Regions from separate parts of the Homo sapiens genome. Here region 1 is linked to region 2. The links are chromatin contacts, found by Hi-C or POLR2A ChIA-PET in ENCODE. All regions are on one chromosome and are shown on one strand. The core of a region is the stretch at or near the end of the contact, and the rest is flanking DNA. Distances in the headings are between cores, read along the strand shown.

What was found. A loop is a pair of places that touch in the nucleus more often than their neighbours do. ChIA-PET counts read pairs that join two places held with the same protein, here RNA polymerase II (POLR2A). Pooled maps may share reads with other maps.
Region 1: a loop to region 2 is called in a pooled map, with 2.4 times the contacts of the local background. The contact joins the enhancer-like site here to the promoter of DUS2 in region 2. A Hi-C loop is called at or near these places in 4 of 50 pooled maps. POLR2A ChIA-PET finds 5 or more read pairs at or near these places in 3 of 52 experiments (Panc1, T-cell and activated B cell).

What each region holds. Positions count from the first base shown.
Region 1 is chr16:68,282,325-68,288,770 of GRCh38, reverse strand. SLC7A6 (solute carrier family 7 member 6) reads right to left here. Exons shown (of 11, transcript NM_003983.6): 4 at 900-1,025. It also overlaps the pseudogene RNU6-1262P. Among named protein-coding and RNA genes, the nearest start is that of SLC7A6, 21 kb to the right of the region's middle. RefSeq lists a silencer at 2,111-2,405 and an enhancer at 4,410-4,549. Within about 2 kb of position 4,735, at least 16 of the 41 ENCODE cell types and tissues checked have a DNase peak (open chromatin) inside an H3K27ac peak, as active enhancers do.
Region 2 is chr16:68,021,541-68,028,050 of GRCh38, reverse strand. DUS2 (dihydrouridine synthase 2) reads right to left here and starts at 4,767. Exons shown (of 17, transcript NM_017803.5): 1 at 4,700-4,767; 2 at 2,557-2,636. It overlaps DDX28 (DEAD-box helicase 28), which reads left to right and starts at 4,819. Exons shown (of 1, transcript NM_018380.4): 1 at 4,819-6,510. The coding sequence starts at 4,849. The coding sequence ends at 6,471. RefSeq lists enhancers at 4,667-4,906, 4,617-5,367, 5,368-6,118.

The sequences.
Region 1 (6,446 bases), core at 3,486-5,985, 260 kb before region 2:
GCTGGTCTCGAATTCCTGACCTGCTGATTCGCCCACCTCAGCCTCCCAAAGTGTTAGGATTACAGGCGTGAGCCACCGTGCCGGGCCAAGGGCAATTCTTAAAAGCACAGCTTTTTAGACTCCACACCAACCAGAATGTGATCCAACAGATTTGAGATTAGGGTCTCAGCTCCCCGGGTGACTGTACACAGCCACATTTAGGGACTGATGACCTAGAGAACTGGGCTGTGAAATGATTGAGATATCTGTGGCTAAAGACACCTCAAGACCTCTCTAGGGCTCATGAGATCTTGGTAGGCCTGTTACCCTCACTGCCAGTCCTCTCTGATCCAGGAATGAAAAGCTTTCTAAAGCCAACATTTAGGAAAGACACTGCCAATTTCACAATATTTTAATATTTTTCTGAGAGCTGACTTGGGGAGGGATTGCTGAATACAAGTCCAGATGAAAAGTAAAGGCTGCAAAATAACCACCCATTTCCATACCCCACTTCCAGCTCCATATACCCTGCCACCTGTCTCAAGGAGGGCCCAGTCTTCCTACTTGTAGCTTGGCAGTCACAGACCACAAACAGGAGCCACTCTATCCCCACAGATTACTTTTATGACCCAATCATGACCCAAGCTTCAGGAGCTCCTAGGCCCTTGGCTGGCTTCCTGCAATGCTCCCAGCCTCCACCAAAGGAAACCAGCCCTGAGGGACAGGCTGACTCATGTCCACTTGGCCAAGCCAGCCTGGCCCAAAAAGCCCAGAAAGAAATCTACTCCCATCTCTTGCACTCACTGACACATGCTAGCATGTACATAGAAACAGCCGAGCAGTGAAGCTAACAGAGTCGCCATGTTCTCCTCAGGGAATCCAGAGGAACTGTTGGTGGTACCCCCCTTCCCACCACTTACCCTGGCACAGTTTAACAAGGCCCATGACAATGATGGCAATGAGCGCTACGACCTTGGCGTAAGTGAACGTGTCCTGCACACGTGTGCCCCACTTGACATAGGCACAGTTCACAAATGTCAGCAGACCTAGGAGGAAAACCACAAAGTCACTGGCAGGCTTGAGTTGAGGGCACAGGGGCCCAACCCCTCTTTACAGAGAGCACTCTTTCTGCCCTTCCTGCCTAAGGCAAAGGGGCCAATGGACCAGTCAGAACAAGGCGAACTGGCAAGCGAGGGGACACCCTGCACCCGCCCCAGCTGACAGCACACAGGCACTTCCATCACTACTGGTGCTCAAGGATATGAAGGCATGCGTGAACACATACTTATACATCCTGATGGCTAGCACCATTTCTGGGAATTCCCCCCAGGCCCAGGGATGGGTGATTTCACCTACTCTTTCCCACCCAGACTCCCAAGGTTCCAAACCACAGGAGACACAAGACCTCTTCATGGCCAAAAGAAACTCATCAGTAAGTGAGGTAAATTTGAATGCAGATGGCAGGTTACCTAAGAAATTAGAGAGACAGTGTTTTGCATTAAGTGTAAAAATGAGGCCAGGTGCAGTGGCTCACACCTGTAATCCCAGCACTTTGGGAAACTGAGGCAGATGGATCATGTGAGCCCAGGAGTTAGAGACCAGCCTGGGCAACATGGAGAAACCCTGTCCCTACAAAAAATACAAAAATTAGCTGGGCGTGGTGGTGCACACCTGTAGTCCCAGCTACTCAGGAGGCTGAGGAGGGAGGGTCGCTTGAGCCTAGGAGGTTGAGGCAGCAGTGAGCCGTGCACTCCAGCCTGATGACAGAGTAAGACCTCGTCTCAAAAAAAAAAAAAAAAGGAGAAAAAGAAAAGTCTGTTATATGCCTGACAATTTCACATACACCTCTCCATCAATTCTCACGACTCCAAAATACAGATATTCCTATTCCCATTTTATGGATGAGGAAACTGAGGTGAGAGAAGCTAACTACCATTTCTAAGTTCACATTCCCAAGCCCACTGATCGCTTCCACCCTCATTCCTACCCATACCTCCCAATTCTCAATGAAGTCCATGGAGAAGCGCACCCACTCGAGTACTCCCTAGGCTCACGTGGCTTTAAGTTCTAGCTCCTCACACACTTCAGTGACATCTGGGCCCTGTGCTGAGAGCCCCGGCACTTTGCTCCTGCTAAACAATGACTGATCCATGGGGACGACATAAGAGCAATATCCAGCAGGAAGGAACGCAGTGACATCTGTGAGTACTGCCTCTAGCATACAAAAACAGAACTTTTATGTGCACCTCAAATCTTACTACAAAATCTTTTGGGCCCATCCTCTAGGCCAACTCCACTTACTCCTACCCACTTTGCACTCTCTCCTTCAGCCAGACTCTCTCTCTTACTCGTACCGTACACACACATAAAAAGAAATGTCCTCCCCTCCTCTTCCTGCCATAGCCAACAGCAACTCCCAGTCAAGGTCTAGTTCAGCCCCCACTTCCTCTTCCTCTGTAAAACCTTCTCTGAATACACCACCCCACCCCTCTCTGAGCTCTTTCTCTCCTGAACCACATGGCATTCCTGCTTCTTAGCACAGGTTAGTGTCTATGCTATCATCATGTAGACACCTGTCTCAAGTCTCTCCCTCAGGTGATTGGGTCATGCTTCTCCCAAGATCACAAATTCTCAGAAGGTAACAGCAGTATATCATTTTATTTTCCTTCTTTCCTTCTTTTTTTTTTTTTTTTTTTTTTTGAGACAGGGTCTTGCTCTGTCACCCAGGCTGGAGTGGGTGCGATCACAGCTCACTGCAGCCTCGATGTCCAGGGCTCAAGTGATCTTCCCACCTCAACCTCCTATTAGCTGGGACCACAGGTGCACACCACCACACCCAGCTAATTAAAAAAAAATTATTTTGTAGAGACAGGGGTCTTGCTGTATTGTCCAGGCTGGTCTGGAACTCCTGGGCTCAAGCAATCCTCCTGCCTCAGCCTCCCATATTAGGATTACAGGCATGAGCCACTATGCCTGGCCACGTTGTTTTCTTAAGCTCATCACCAAGCAAAGAGGGGCACTGATAAACCCTGGTTGGAACCAAGGTGGTAAGATTTTCACTCTAACTTCCAATTCCCTGGAGCAAGGCAAATTGTCAGAAAGTTGGATATTCTTCCATTCAAATGGAGAGAAGTGCCTATGGCCAGCCTGTGAAAATGAACACAGGTGGCAGGTGCCAGGCTCAATGGCTTCAAAGAGCTTTCACTCAGTACACTGGCCAGTAACACAGGTGCTTACTAGTCAATCATGATGTGGGAGTAGGGGGACAGTGGTCAAATGGGAGGGGAGAAGCAGCCCAAAGAAATGCATGCTGCTGGCAGGTCTTCCCAGGGACCTACCCTGATGATCAAAGCTACCTGTATGGGGTTAAGCCTCAATCAGCTAACATAAGGATTACCTAGTTAATAGGTACCAGTAATCCATAGGCCCCTACACAGTACAGTAGCCATGTTTTGAAGTACCTGCCCAGCTCCTTCTTGGGAATTGCTCCCCCTTCCCTATCATGACTGATGGAGCCAGACACTGGACCCAAGTTGAGCCTGTTACATTGCCTCTCCCAGAAACACAGAGTTGGAATACCAAGAAACTGAATCTAACAGTAATGGGCAGAAGGGTCAGGAGCTACAGCAAGTGAAAGTCACATACAAGCCCTTAGTAACAAAGGGACAGAAACCATAAGTAAATAGAGGAAGGAAGCAGAACACAAAAAGAAGCAGAAGTGGGAGGGCATGCAGCTTAGACAAAAAGACAGACAGGGGGCCGGGGCAGCGGTGCACACCTGGAGTCCCAACTGTGTGGGAGGCTGAGGTGGGAGAACTGCCGAACCCAGGAGTCCGGGCCTATAGTGCACTGTAATAGCATCTGTGAATAGTCACTGCACTCCAGCCAGGGCAACAGAGTGAGAACTTGTCTCTAAAAAAAAAAAAAAAAAAGACGAGAAAATACACAGAAGAGACAGAGGGGTGAGAGATAAGAGACAAGGAGGCAGAGACAGAAGAGGATAAAAGGAGAGAAACACAAAAAGGTGGAAATAAACATGGAGAAAGAGACTGTCTGACAATATCCTGGCAGTGCTAACTGTGCTTCTGGTTTGCAGCTCCAAGGGGAAGAGAAGCTGATACACTCCTCAGACCCACTAACTGGCACTGGGTCTCACTTCTGATCCTTCTCCTTCCTTCTATCCTGCCATAAATGTCCTACAGGTTTGGTCCTCTCTGTGCACAGGTAAATATTACACACAGTGGAAATTCAACTATGTGCTAAACTAATGAATAAAGAAGGCTGCTTGTGGAAATGCCTGCAGAGTCCATTCCAATAGACCAGCTGGAAGGATACAAAAGCACCTGGTCAGAGTGGCTCCTCTGGGGAGAAAGACTAAAGCTGTGGAGAGGGAAGGAGACTTTTTCCACTCTGTGGTTTACCATGGTTTACCGTGAACATACGCCTCTTTCTAGATAAAAATAAAAATAGTTCGTGCTCACTTCAGCAGCACATATACTAAAATTGGAACGACGCAAAGAAGATTAGCATGGCCCCTGAAAATTTTTAAAAGAATTTGTTTAAAAATAAAAATGGTTCATTAGCAACAATGTAGCACCAGAAGGCAGAGCCAGGGTAGTGTGAAGCTAGGAGGCACCTAGGGCACAAAATTTAAGGAGGCACTCACTCTCAGGGGACCACATGCCGGAACCTGAGAGTGAGTACGCCCTTCAACGCTGACCCCAGGCACCTCGTTTGCCTCACCCTACTATCAGCCCTGCCAGAGAACAGAGAGCTCCTAGAACAGTCTGTCAAGCAGAAGCCAAGTCCCTTGACTGTTCTCCTGATTCTAATTAAGAAACAAAATTTCACCATCTGATCCTTACTCCTCTATTGCTTCCCAGAACTCCCAGCCCCCCTAGCTTACCATAAACTATCAGAGTTCAAACAAAGTCAACAACTGGGCCTTAAAGCCAGATGCTAAGATTCAGCTACCACAATTAAAACATCCAAGCCTTCCCTCTTCTCCTGATCTCATTTCCTTGCTGGACAAGCCTGCACCAAGGAGCGTGGGACCCACGTGAGGGTCTTCAAGGCTCTCTGGGAGCTTATTGCTGAGAAAGGAGTACTCAAATGGCAGATCCAAACTGAAAGCCAAAGCAGAAACAAATCCCCAAAGTCTCTGTGGCAGACATGGCTAGTTATCTTCCTCTATCTGTTCTTCCCTTTTTCATTCGTAATAGAAATTTTAGCTGAAGGCATGGCTGTCCAAAATAAAGCTGACATTGCCCAGCCTCTCCTGCAGGTAGGTACGGCTGTGCAACCAGGTTTTCTCCCGGGATGTATGCAAATATTTCATATAAGACCTCAGAAAGTGTCTTTAAATGGGGGAGGCAGTGTCTTTGTCCTTCTTGTCAGTTACAGTGCAGACATGACAGCTAGAGCTTCAATAACCATCCTGGACCACCAGCTAGAAGTCACAGGCTGAGGATGGCAGGAAGACAGAAGGAATAAACCTGGCTCCCTGAAGAACTGAAGTCATCCAAACCACACTGCCTCCTTTTAACATGTGAGAGAAACAAACATCAACATGTTTGAGCCATGCTGCTAAAGGTTTTCTGTTGTCTGAAACCCAAGTTAATAGTGAATAACATATGCACCCTCTCGCAGAACTGTGCCTTTCATACTCTCTTTCTGATGAGGAGATTGCCTGGCAATCTGAAGCTGTACTCCCAGCTACGCTGACAGTAGTCACAACTCTCTTTTCCCACAGGCAACAGAGAGCGGAGGGAAACCTTCCAATTCCTCCCAGACAGGCTGAATGTTATAAAGGGGCATTCAAGGACAAAGGAGTGCAACCGTAAACAAAAAATAACAACAAAAATGTGGAAGAAAGGCCGGGCGCAGTGGCTCACACCTGTAATGCCAGCACTTTGGGAGGCCGAGGCGGGCAAATCACAAGGTCAAGGGTTTGAGACTAGCCTGGCCAGTATGGTGAAACCCCGTCTCTACTAAAAATACAAAATAATTAGCTGGGCATAGTGGCGTATGCCTGTAGTCCCAGCTAATCAGCAGGCCGAGGCAGGAGAATCACTTGAACCCGGGAGGCAGAGGTTGCAATGAGCCAAGATCACGCCACTGGACTCCAGCCTGGGCAACAGAGTGAGACTCCATCTAAAAAAAAAAAAATGTGGAAGGAAGAAAGGAAGAAAGGCAGGGTAGGGAGGGGACAACTACAAGACATTCAGGAGTGAAATGCTCTCCAACACTCCAGGGGAGGTAAACCCTTCCAAATGGGGATCCCAGAATCAGTGGCTACCTCCTGGGATGTATATAAATATGTAATGTATGTGTCTTTTTTTAAAGTATCCTTGTTTTTTTGTGGTTTTTTGTTTTATTTTGTTTTTTAAGAGACGAGTTCTTGCTATGTTGCCCAGGCTGGTCATGAACTCCTGGGCTCAAGTGATCCTCCTGCCTTGGCCTCCCAA
Region 2 (6,510 bases), core at 3,518-6,017:
TAAAATTAAGTCTACACTCTTTAACACAGTAAATATAAGGTCTGGTCTCCACCTTCCATAGAAGCCTCTTTCATCACCTGCCTCCTGCCCTCAGAACTCCCCCATGCTAAGCTTCAGCTATTCTTAAATATTTCTAGTTCCCCAGCCTGGCCTGCTCTCTCTCAGTATGGGATCTCTGAACAAGCTGTCCCTGCCCAGGGGCCACGTCCCTATTCTTCCACCTGGCTGACTCCCTGTAGACTTTTAGAACCTCATCACCTCCTCCTGGAAGCCTTCTCTGACCAACATCTCCCAAAACAGGGTAAAGGCATCTCTGAGCTCATTCCTGTCCTGGCATGGAGCTATCCTGGCAACTATTAATAGAAGAGCAACTATCTGTCAATATGCCTTCTTCACTGTAAGGTGAAAATAGGCACTGTGGCTTGTTCATCACCAGATCCTCATCAGAGAGCATACAATCTGGCATATGGTAGATGCTTAGTGTTTGCTGTAAAAAGAAGTTAATGGCAGCCGGGTGAGGTGGCTCACGCCTGTAATCCCAGCACTTTGGGAGGCCAAGGCAGGCGGATTACCTAAAGTCGGGAGTTTGAGACCAGACCAGCCTGACCAACATGGAGAAACCACGTCTCTACTAAAAATACAAAATTAGCCGGGTGTGGTGGCGCATGCCTGTAATCCCAGCTACTTGGGAGGCTGAGGCAAGAGAATCACTTGAACCCGGGAGGCGGAGGTCACAGTAAGCTGAGATCATGCCACTGCACTCTAGCCTGGGCAACAAGAGCAAAACTCCATCTCCAAAAAAAAAAAAAAACAAGAAGTTAATGGACCAAGTGCAACAAGAGCTATGATCCACTCCATGCTTCAGTCACAGAAGAACTCTATCCCAGCCAAAGTGCATTTAAAGTGCTTTGTTATCACTCAAGTTTGGTTTTAGAGGAGACGAATGACTACTCCAATCTCTGGCTTACCCAGTAAAGGACTACAAGCCCTTTGGCCAACTTGCATGGAGCCATCACTTGAGTGAACAAGATTCACATAAGAAAGCAACAGAAGAGGTTGAGCCCAATTCTGGATACTGATTAGGAAATAATCTGCAGGCAACAAGGATTCATGAATGGCTTTTGAGTCAAAGGGTAACATGGCCATAGCTGTGCTTTTTTTTTTTTTTTTTTTTTCAGATAGACTCTTGCTCTATCACCCAGTCTGGAATGCAATGGCACAATCTCAGGTCACTGCAACCTCCGCCTCCCGGGTTCAAGCAATTCTTCCACTTCAGCCTCCCGAGTAGCTGGGATTACAGGTGCCTGCCACCATGCTCAGCTAATTTTTGTATTTTTGTAAAGAAAGGGTTTCACCACGTTTGCCAGACTGGTCTTGAACTCCTGACCTCGTGATCTGCCCGCCTTGGCCTCTCAAAGTGCTGGGATTACAGGCGTGAGCCACCACACCAGGCCTAGCTGTGCTTTAATAACATCACTCGGGAAACAGAAGGTAGACCAGAGGGTAAAAAACAAAGAGCAGGTAGGGAGCTGGATGAGAAGGAAGGTCAAAGGGTCCAGGAATACTATAGTGATAATGACTGAAAATATGATTACCTGCGCACAGCCCTGCTACAGGTGGGAAAATGGAGGAACAATAAAGTAATACCAATAGCACTTTTTATTGCTGTAATGCTTTGCAATTCCCAAAGTGCTTCATTTATAACTGTGATTCTCAAGCCTAGTTACATCTGGAGAGGTTTCTAAAAATACCAATTTCTCGGCTGGGCACAATGGCTCACATCTGTAATCCCAGCACTTCGGGAGGCCAAGGCAGGCAGATCAACTGAGGTCAGGAGTTCGAGATCAGCCTGGTCAAAATGGCAAAACCTCATCTCTACTAAAAATACAGAAATTAGCCGGGTTTGGTAGCACGTGCCTGTAATCCCACCTACTGGGGTGGCTGAGGCAGAAGAATCACTTGAACCTGGGAGGCAGAGGTTACAGTGAGTCGAGATGGCACCACTGAAGTCTAGCCTGGGTGACAGAGCAAGACCTTGTCTAGGCCTTAACCCAAATCAATTAAATCAGAATGTAAACTCCACAAGGGCAGGGATTTTGGCTGTTTTCCTCACTACCAATGCCTGGCACATGCGTGGTGCTCAGGAAGTATTTGTTGAATGAATGATTGAATGAATGAATGAATATACCATTATTAACTGAGATCCAAGGAACACACCAAGCTCCTGATCTCAGGAGCTTAGATTTTTTTTCACAATAAGGATACCTTTCCTATTTCTAAAGCACTACTTATAAAAATATCTCAGAAAACATTTAGAAGTTAATCAATGTCCTCTGTGAGTGAGGGGGAAAAAAGGTAGGCAGTGTCTAGTGATGTGACAAGAAGAAATTAGTGGCCACGGACACAGACAGGCTTAGGCAAGCTCTAACTCCTGTGAAATTTTGAGGTAATCATATTGTAAGGACTCAAGCATAATGAGAAAACAACTATATATTAACCAGCTACCCTACCCTGGATATTTGAACAAAACCCAAAAACCCAAATGCATATACATACCTATTATTTTGTTCTGATACTTCAGGATTACTTTGATATATGTGTTCTGGCTTTGTACAGAGTAATTCTTTGTTTGATATCTGAAAAACAGTGGCACATGGAAATGGATGAAACCTGTTGGGACAAACATCCAAGGGACCTTTTTTTTTTTTTTTTGAGACAGAGTCTCGCCCTGTCGCCCAGGCTGGAGTGCAATGGTGCGATCTCGGCTCACTGCAACAACCTCCGCCTCCCGGGTTCAAACGATTATCCTGCCTCAGCCTCCCGAGTAGCTGGGATTACAGGCATGAGCCTGGCCCCAAGGAACTATTTGGATAAGGAGAAGCCCTGAGTTTGGAAAGAATCATAAAAGTAGCATAGAATTGGGCCGGGCACAGCGGCTCACACCTGTAATCTCAGCACTTTGGGAGACCAAGGTGGGCAAATCATGAGGTCAGGAGTTTGAGACCAGCCTGCCCAACGTAGTGAAACCCTGTCTCTATTAAAAATACAAAAATTAGCTGGGAGTGGTAGCGCACACCTCTAATCCCAGCTACTCAGATGGCTGATGCAGGAGAATCCCTTGAACCCAGAAGGCAGAGACTGCAGTGAGCTGACATCGCACCACTGTACTCCAGCCTGGGCAACACAGTGAGACTGTCTATAAAAAAAAAAAAAAAAAAAGTATCCAGCCATTGTCAAATATGGTGGGAGGGAAAGGGCAAAATCACCCTTGTTTTAGAACCACTACCCTATCCAATGACTGTTCATTCACCCATCACTACTCAAAACTTTCTCTTCCTACTTCCAGATATTTTCTTGTGGAGAAAAAAAGCCTCTCTTCCTCTGATTTATCTGGTAACTCTCCAGAAAGTCTAATTGTGTAGCACAAGGGTAGAGTGTACTTAAAATTGTGAAAGTTTTTCCTCATACTATTCCAAAAAAAGCAAAGTTTTTATCTTTTCATTGGTATTTGATGAAACTAAAACGTTTTCTCCAGATGTTACGAACCTCCCAGAGAGTTAATCCATAAATATTTACCTTATCTCCCACCCCAGGCACTGCAAATTACAGAAAAGATCTGACACCCATTTTCCAGATCTGTTCAAGAAGTATCTGTTGGGCATGGTGGCTCACGCTTATAATCCCATCACTTTGGGAGGCCGAGGTGGGAAGATCGCTTGAGGCCAGGAGTTCGAGACCAGCCAGGCCTACATAGTGAAACCCTGTCTCTACTAAAAACAGAAAAAATTAGCCGGGCGTGGGTGGTGTACGGCTGTAGTCTCAGCTACTTGGGAGGCAGAGGCAGGAGAATCACCTGAACCCAGGAGGTGGAGGTTGCAGTGAGCCGAGATTGCGCCACTGCACTCCAGCCTGGGTGACAGAACGAGACTGTGTCTCAGAAAAAAAAAAAAAAAAAGTGACTCGTATAGTTCTTGTTTTTACAACCCGAATATCTGAATTCAGGTAAAATATTCTGCCTGACCAGGGCTACATGATAAGCCACGTACTTGATCACTTTGTAGGGTCGCAGCACCCTTCTTACTACTATTTTAGGTAATTCAGGTTTCTGACGGGGAAGCCAGTGGAGCTGAGCGGGCTGCAAGAGGGGTGGGTTCTGGATGAGAAGTTGGGACGCGTGACGAGGGAGTAGAGAGTGAACCTTGGCTTAAAAGGAAGGAAAATAACTGTGAAGAAAAGATGACCCAACTTGAAATAAAACCTGAAGACCTTATCTCCCACTTGAGAGAGAGAAGAAGCTGAAAGCCATCAGCTTGCACTCTGGGCTCACAGACAGAGAGGGTGAGGGGTTGAGCCCAGATCTATGACTTCAGACCCCTGTCTCGGCCCCTAGGCCTGATCATTCATTCAAACTCTCAATAAACACGGATTACCAGACCCTGCGCAGGGAACACATCTGGGAAAACAGCTGCAACCTCGGATACCAGCACGGGACAAGCTATCTCAGGGCAATGAGGAACAACTAAAGAGAATCCCAGGAACCAGGTAACCAATCGCCAGAAGCCCTCCGCCCTCATGGTCCATTGGGTCAAGGCCCCACTGCCGCCTCGTATCGCCAGCCTCCAGTCCTGCCTCCACGACGCGCCCTTCCCCAAGGCTGGCCGGGTCTGGATGTCGCCATCCCCTATTCGGAGCTACAGACCTCGCAGCTGAACTCTTAAAAAGAACCTCGCTTCTTCCTCACGGTGCTCCAGCTCCACACACCGTACTGAGCCTCGCCAGCCACCGTACGCGAGGTCGCGGCGCGTCCGTGACGTCACTGATGTGCGCTTCTCCCGCACTAAGGGAAACATGGCTCTAACGCGGCCGGTGCGGCTCTTTTCCCTCGTGACTCGGTTGCTCCTGGCGCCGCGACGGGGCCTCACGGTCCGCAGTCCCGACGAACCCCTGCCGGTGGTGCGCATCCCAGTGGCTCTACAGCGGCAGTTGGAACAGCGGCAGAGCAGGCGGCGGAACCTCCCGAGGCCGGTGCTGGTTCGACCCGGACCGCTGCTGGTTTCGGCGCGGCGGCCGGAGTTGAACCAGCCGGCGCGCCTCACACTGGGCCGTTGGGAGCGCGCGCCGCTAGCCTCTCAAGGCTGGAAGAGTCGACGCGCGCGTCGGGACCACTTCTCCATCGAGCGCGCGCAACAGGAGGCGCCAGCGGTGCGAAAGCTCTCGTCTAAGGGCAGCTTTGCTGACCTGGGCCTGGAGCCCCGTGTGCTGCACGCACTACAGGAGGCTGCGCCTGAAGTCGTTCAGCCCACAACCGTGCAGTCTAGCACCATCCCCTCACTACTTCGCGGCCGCCATGTCGTTTGCGCCGCAGAAACCGGCAGTGGCAAGACTCTCAGCTACCTCCTGCCGCTGCTTCAACGGCTCTTGGGCCAGCCAAGCCTGGACTCCCTTCCTATCCCCGCGCCCCGAGGCCTGGTCCTTGTTCCTTCCCGAGAATTGGCCCAACAGGTGCGGGCTGTGGCCCAACCCTTGGGCCGCTCCTTGGGCCTGCTGGTGCGGGACCTGGAGGGAGGCCACGGCATGCGTAGGATCAGGCTGCAGCTGTCCAGACAGCCTTCAGCAGATGTGCTTGTGGCCACTCCAGGGGCTCTGTGGAAGGCCCTGAAAAGTCGACTGATCAGTCTGGAGCAACTCTCCTTCTTGGTGTTGGATGAGGCAGACACACTGCTGGATGAAAGCTTCCTGGAACTGGTGGACTACATCTTAGAGAAGAGCCACATAGCAGAAGGCCCAGCTGACTTGGAAGACCCCTTCAATCCCAAAGCTCAGTTAGTGCTGGTAGGAGCCACATTTCCCGAAGGTGTAGGCCAGTTGCTGAATAAAGTCGCCAGCCCAGATGCTGTCACCACCATCACCAGCTCCAAGCTCCACTGTATCATGCCTCATGTGAAACAGACATTTCTGAGACTGAAGGGAGCAGATAAGGTGGCCGAGCTGGTGCACATCCTCAAGCATCGTGACAGAGCAGAAAGGACTGGTCCCTCAGGAACTGTTCTGGTGTTCTGTAATAGCTCCAGCACTGTGAACTGGCTGGGATATATTCTGGATGACCACAAAATCCAACACCTAAGGTTGCAGGGGCAAATGCCAGCCTTGATGAGGGTAGGAATCTTCCAGTCCTTCCAGAAGAGCTCCCGAGACATACTTCTCTGCACAGACATAGCCTCTCGGGGCCTGGACAGCACTGGTGTGGAGCTGGTTGTCAATTATGATTTCCCCCCAACGCTGCAAGATTACATCCACAGAGCAGGGAGAGTGGGCCGTGTGGGGAGCGAGGTGCCAGGCACCGTCATCAGTTTTGTGACCCATCCCTGGGATGTGAGCCTGGTTCAGAAGATTGAGCTGGCGGCTCGCCGAAGGAGAAGTCTTCCAGGACTAGCATCCTCGGTGAAAGAGCCTTTGCCCCAAGCAACCTGATTTTGACAAATCTGATTAAAATGTGATGCTAGAACAGGG